Regions from separate parts of the Homo sapiens genome. Here region 2 is linked to region 1. Evidence: read pairs that join two places in POLR2A ChIA-PET (ENCODE). Cell type or tissue: OCI-LY7. All regions are shown on one strand. Links, peaks and the distances in the headings refer to the core of each region. The heading gives the core; the rest is flanking DNA.

Region 1 (2,918 bases), core at 148-2,647:
ATCATCATTCTCAGTAAACTATCGCAAGAACAAAAAACCAAACACTGCATATTCTCACTCATAGGTGGGAATTGAACAATGAGATCACATGGACACAGGAAGGGGAACATCACACTCTGGGGACTGTTGTGGGGTGGGGGGAGGGGGGAGGGATAGCATTGGGAGATATACCTAATGCTAGATGACAAGTTAGTGGGTGCAGCGCACCAGCATGGCACATGTATACATATGTAACTAACCTGCACAATGTGCACATGTACCCTAAAACTTAAAGTATAATAATAAAAGAAAAAAAAACTTAAAAAAAAAAAAGATGAAAGCAAACAAATTCTTCAGGTGAAATTCTGACACCAAAATCAAAAATTTCTCCCAATGGTTCTCACAAGGATGTCACAGTAGAAGAACATGAATAAGGCTGAGAACAAACCCCCAGGACTGGCTGTCACAGACCTCATCTACACAGGCCACTGACCTCACACGCCAAGCACCGATACATCCTGTGGAAGCCTGCAGCAGTCGACCATCTGGCTTAACTCTAAAAGGAAGGCAGGACACTGGGGGTCAGGGGCAGTCACCTCATTCCCTCAGTGAAAATGGCCAAGCACTCAAGCACACATGTGATCATGGTGATCACAAGTCATGGGATCACCTTGACTGCAGCCCTAATCACTGTCAACTAGTTACCCATATACATGCCATTTGGTTGAATTAAAATTGATCCCTCAACTATAAAAGCCTAGGTGCTACCTTTAGTAAAGTTTAGATATTTCACTATATGAAGCTCTTATTTATATTCATGACTTCCCATGTTTTATTTTTTATTGCACAGATTTTTAAAAAGTTAATACTATTAAGCCTTTTATCTGGTCATTAAAAACAATTCTTTTGGCTGGGTGCAGTGGCTCACGCCTGTAATCCCAGCACTTTGGGAGGCCGAGGCGGACGGATCACCTTAGGTCAGGAGTTCAAGACCAGCCTGGCCAACATGGCAAAACCCGTCTCTACTAAAAATACAAAAATTAGCTGGGCATGCTACTGCACACCTGTAATCCAGATACTTGGGAGGCTGAGGCAGGAGAATTGCTTGAACCCGGGAGGTGGAGGTTGCAGTCAGCCAAGATCATGCCATTGCACTCCAGCCTGGGCGGCAGAGCAACACTCTGTCTCAAAAACAAACAAATTTCTTGTAAGTTTTTAATTTTATTTCTCTTTTTTTTTTTTTTTAATATATAGAAACAAGGTCTCACTATGTTGCCCAGTCTCGTCTCAAACTCCTGGGCTTAAGTGATCCTCCTGCCTTGACCTCTAAAAGTGCTAGGATTACAGGTGTGAGCCACCGTGCCCAGGTAAAACAATTTTTTGATGGTTCAATTTTTGCTCCTCTCTACAGCTGAAATACGTATCCTAAGGTACCGTTCATATATTTTTTTCTTTTTTTTTTTTCCCCGAGATGGAGTCTCGCTCTCTCACACAGGCTGCAGTGGTGTGATCTCATTGTAACCTCTGCCTCCCTGGTTCAAGCGATTCTCCTGCCTCAGCCTCCCAAGTAGCTGGAATTACAAGCATGAACCACCACGCCCAAGCTAATATTTTATTTTTTTATTTTTTTGAGACAGTCTTGCTCTCTTGCTCAGGCTGGAGTGCAATGGTGTGATCTTGGCTCAGTGCAACCTCCACCTCCGGGTTCAAGTGATTCTCCTGCCTCAGCCTCCTGAGTAGCTAGGATTACAGGCACCTGCTACAACGCTCAGATAATTTTTGTATTTTTAGTAGTGATGGAGTTTCCCCATGTTGACCAGGCTGGTCTCAAACTCCAGTTTTTGTATTTTTAGTAGTGATGGAGTTTCCCCATGTTGACCAGGCTGGTCTGAAACTCCTAGCCTCTACTCATCTGGCTGCCTTGGCCTCCCAAAGTGATGGGATTATAGGCATGAGCCACCATACCCAGCTCATATCCTAATCTACTTTCTTCTCAATTTTTTCATGTTTAGCTCTTTGATTTGGCTGGAATGTAAGGTGCATGGTATGAAACAGAACTAAAACTCTATACAAGTGTATCTGTCATCACCATCAGCAGTTAGTAAAGCACAACCTTGTTCCCCCTCGTCCTCCAGGTGTCATGTAACTTGCTCCTGAGAAATTAAATCTATTTCTGAAATCTCTGGCTGATTTCACTGTTCCGTATTTTCATTTTTTACCCAAATCTCATCTAGGTGTGATGACTTTCATTTTAGAATATATTAAAAACTCTGCTGGATTTGGAAACATCCCCGCTTCACAAATTCTTGCTTTTTACCCCCTCACACAAAAAAAAAACATATGGTATATTTGTTTCCCTCTTTTTCTATAATAAATAATGTAACACAGTGATTCAAATGATATTTTAAGTGTTTATACTGACCTGCAAAGTATTTTTTTTTTTTTGAGACGGAGTCTCACTCTGTTGCCCAGGCTGGAGTGCGGTGGTGCAAACTTGGCTCACTGAAACCTCCGCCTCCCAGGTTAAAGCAATTCCCCTGCCTCAGTCTCCGAGTAGCTGGGACTACAGGCGTACGCCACCACGCCTGGCTAATTTTTGTATTTTTAGTAGACACAGAGTTTCGCCATGTGGGCCAGGCTGGTCTGTAACTCTTGACCTCAAGTGATCCACCTGCCTCAGCCTCCCAAAGCACTGGGAGTGTGATGACTAGGTTTTCACACTGGGTTTTCATGTGTGAGATATGCCTTGCTCAAACCTTGTTACAGCACTGGCACATTGCCTGTCGGATGTGAAGAAAGACAAAAAAAAGACCCTCATGCACATAACGGTGGAACTTGGCTCTGACAGGGTTCAGCTTGGTGGTGCTTGCTGAACACTTCCTGAATCTGACCTTCACTCATTGTGAGAGTTTCACAGAGGTTCTTCAGGTGATGGTTAT
Region 2 (2,918 bases), core at 194-2,693, 490 kb after region 1:
TCATGCGACTGCACTCCAGCTTGGGTGACAGAGCAAGACCTTGTCTCAAAAGCAAGAACAACAAAACTTTATTACCTTTAAAGCACCCTGTACTCCTCCCCCATCCCATTCCCCTAACACTTAACATGAAGTTTATACATCTTTTTCTCATGCTTCATGTCAGTTCAAACAATTATGTATGCATCTCTAAACAATATGTTATGAACTTGCCTGTTTTGAATTTTACATAATGGAAATATGTAGCAGTGTACCATTTTGTGATTTGGTCCCTGCCAATATAGTCTGCAATTGACTACCATAATTGTGTGAGCTGTATTAAATAATTTTCACTGGTCTTTTGTACCCGATTAAACACGAAGATGGGCCAGGCGTGGCAGCTCACACCTGTAATCCCAGATCCTCCCGAGGTGGGAGGATCACTTGGGTCCAGTAGTTCGAGACCAGCTTGAGTAACATAGGGAGACCCTGTCTCTACAAAAACAAACCAAACCATGAATATATCAAAGTTGGTTTTTACATTTGACTGTATGGACATCTGCTTTTTCTCCCCAATTTTTAGTGAGTCATACTGCTGCTAAAAACATTGGTGTTGCTATGAGCATTATTTTGTCTACTTGTGCATAGGTGCAACTGTTTCTCCAGGGTAATATATTCTCAAGAGAGGATGTGTATATCTTTAAGTGTACTGCATAATGCCAAATTACTTTGCAAAGTGATTGTACAAAATTATACTTTAAAAATTTTCATTTTCATTTTATTTTATTTATAAATAGAGTCAGAGACTCCCTATGTTACCCAGGCTGGTCTGGAACTCCAGGACTCAAGCGATCCTCCTGCCTTGGCCTCCCAAAGTGCTGAGATTACAGGCCTGAGCCACCGCGCCTGGTCCAAAATTACATGTTTATCAGCAGTGATTAATATACAAGCACATCAACAGACACACGCATAGCACACACATGAGCATGCACACGTGTGCGCACTCCCTACACATCTACGCATGCACACACCCATACCATCACACACCACACACGCGCACACAGATGCACATACATGCACTCACTGCACACACCGTTGTACACGATGCACACTACAAGCCACATACACGCACTACGCACACACGCACACGCACAACACCAGACCGGCACACAGACCCATAAACGTCCATCACGCACTCCACGCACGTCCGCATGCACGCTACCCGTCCCGGAAGCGTGGTCTCCGCCGCCTGCCTCTGACGAAGCTTGTCCCGGCCGCGCCACCGTCGGACGCCCGGGGTCGGAGGTCACGGCGGCGTTGGAGGTGGCGTGGTTTTTTTTTTTTTTTTCACCCGGAAACCGCGGTTGCCGGAGCCCGAACTGAGGCGGCGGCGGGAGCCCGGTTGGCGTCTGGTCTTCGCGTCGGCCCCGCGGAGCCAGACGCTGCCCCCGGCGCGGGGAGAAGATGGTGCCTAGCGGCCTCGGGCCCGCCACGCGCCGCCACGAGTGAGCCCAGCGCGACCGCGGGCGTCCGCCGAGCAGCTGGCCCGGCTGGGCCCGGGGCGCGCAGCTGCCCGCCGGGGCGGGGTGAGCCGGGGCTGGAGGGCGGGCTGGGGTCGGGCCCAGTCGGGGCTGCCCGCGGGGCCGGGAGCGGGGAGCGTGCTGGTCGGGAGCGGCTCCTCCGCCGGCTTTTTTCACCGCTTCTCAGGGTGCAGACCCCGCCCCAACTGCTGGCGGGGGTCGCCCAGCATCGGCCGACCTCGGCCTGGTCCCCCCACACTGGGGTTTGCCCACTCGCGTCCCCCGAGCCAGGGTTCCCTGCCGGCCTTGGAGATGGCGGGACTTCCCACGTCTGGAGCCGAGGCCTGGATAATTCGGATTTGGCACGGGAAACATCTTGGTCGTTTGCCATTTTTCGGCTTTGGGGAGTGTTTGCGTTTCTTCTCCGTTTGGCAGTGAAACACATCTCAGAAAGGTGGGAGGGAGAGACTCACGTACGTCCACAAAGTTAAATGGCATAGTGGTGTTCCCTGTGTCAAGCTTGGTAAATATCCGGAATGGGGTGGATTCTTTCTTCATGTTTTTAATAAAATGAGGAGTGATCGCAAGGTAATCTAGAGGCATGTAGTTTCAGTTCCCTTGATGGGGACCATCAGAAATAAAACCAGGCTTGTTGTGCTGTTTTGAGTCGTTTGAACGCCGTACCCATCGGACAGCTGGTGAGGAGGCCTTTGTGGAAGAATCTGATGTCTGAGTTTAGTTCTCAACTAGCAGGTGACAGCCCTCACTGGCTGATGAATGGTGAGCTTCTCTGAAGCCTGCTTTGTAAAGATTGTGGCTTCCGCCTGAACTGCTTCTTTCCTGCCTCAAAGGTGAGCCGCTACGGGAGGGAATGGGAAGAAAAACTCCGAGACTGCTGATGAATATGTGATAAAGTGGTTTGTCTCGATAGCACCATCAGCTTGGGTCAGCTTAGGGTCTCAGCATGTGTATCTCATTTGTAGATGAGTGTTCCATCAGCGCTTGACCGATAAGGGTGTCCATCTACTTCCTCTTTTCATCTAGGGATTCTGACAGGAAATAGACCTGTCGCGCACCTAAGGTATACTTAGGTGTGCATTGACCCTAAGTGCATTTACTCTCTAGGATTAAGGATTTGGAGTTTCAACTTGTAGTGAAGATTCTGGGAGAATTCCTGTGGCCTGAATCAGGTGGACTGGAATCACTGCTAGCACCGGAGTCTCAATGCTAAAATCACCAAAGGCTAGTTAACTGGCACCTTCTCCGTTTAGGCTCTAGCTGCATCTGTGGCAAGGAGGAAAGGTAGATTATATATATATATGTTTTTGAGACAGAGTCTCACTCTTGTCGCCCAGGCTGGAGTGCAGTGGTGCGATCTCTGCTCACTGCAACCTCTGCCTCCCAGGTCCAAGCAATCCTCCT

What was found. Peaks named below come from ENCODE experiments on the same cell type or tissue, not always from the same donor. Only the 100,000 strongest peaks of a DNase experiment are listed, where the experiment ranks them.
Region 2: POLR2A ChIA-PET joins it to region 1 with 9 read pairs; 3 of 35 experiments call an interaction of 5 or more read pairs at or near these places.

What each region holds. Positions count from the first base shown.
Region 1 is chr7:66,431,850-66,434,767 of GRCh38, forward strand. It overlaps the pseudogene RABGEF1P2, the pseudogene LOC124901855 and the pseudogene GRPEL1P1. Among named protein-coding and RNA genes, the nearest start is that of LINC00174, 33 kb to the left of the region's middle. In OCI-LY7, for the core only: no CTCF peak of the experiment used is centred there; no DNase peak of the experiment used is centred there.
Region 2 is chr7:66,919,900-66,922,817 of GRCh38, forward strand. TMEM248 (transmembrane protein 248) reads left to right here and starts at 1,326. Exons shown (of 7, transcript NM_017994.5): 1 at 1,326-1,562. RefSeq lists a silencer at 1,368-1,617. In OCI-LY7, for the core only: no CTCF peak of the experiment used is centred there; DNase peaks (open chromatin) are centred at 1,242 and 2,222; H3K4me3 peaks cover 2,500 bases; H3K27ac peaks cover 2,301 bases.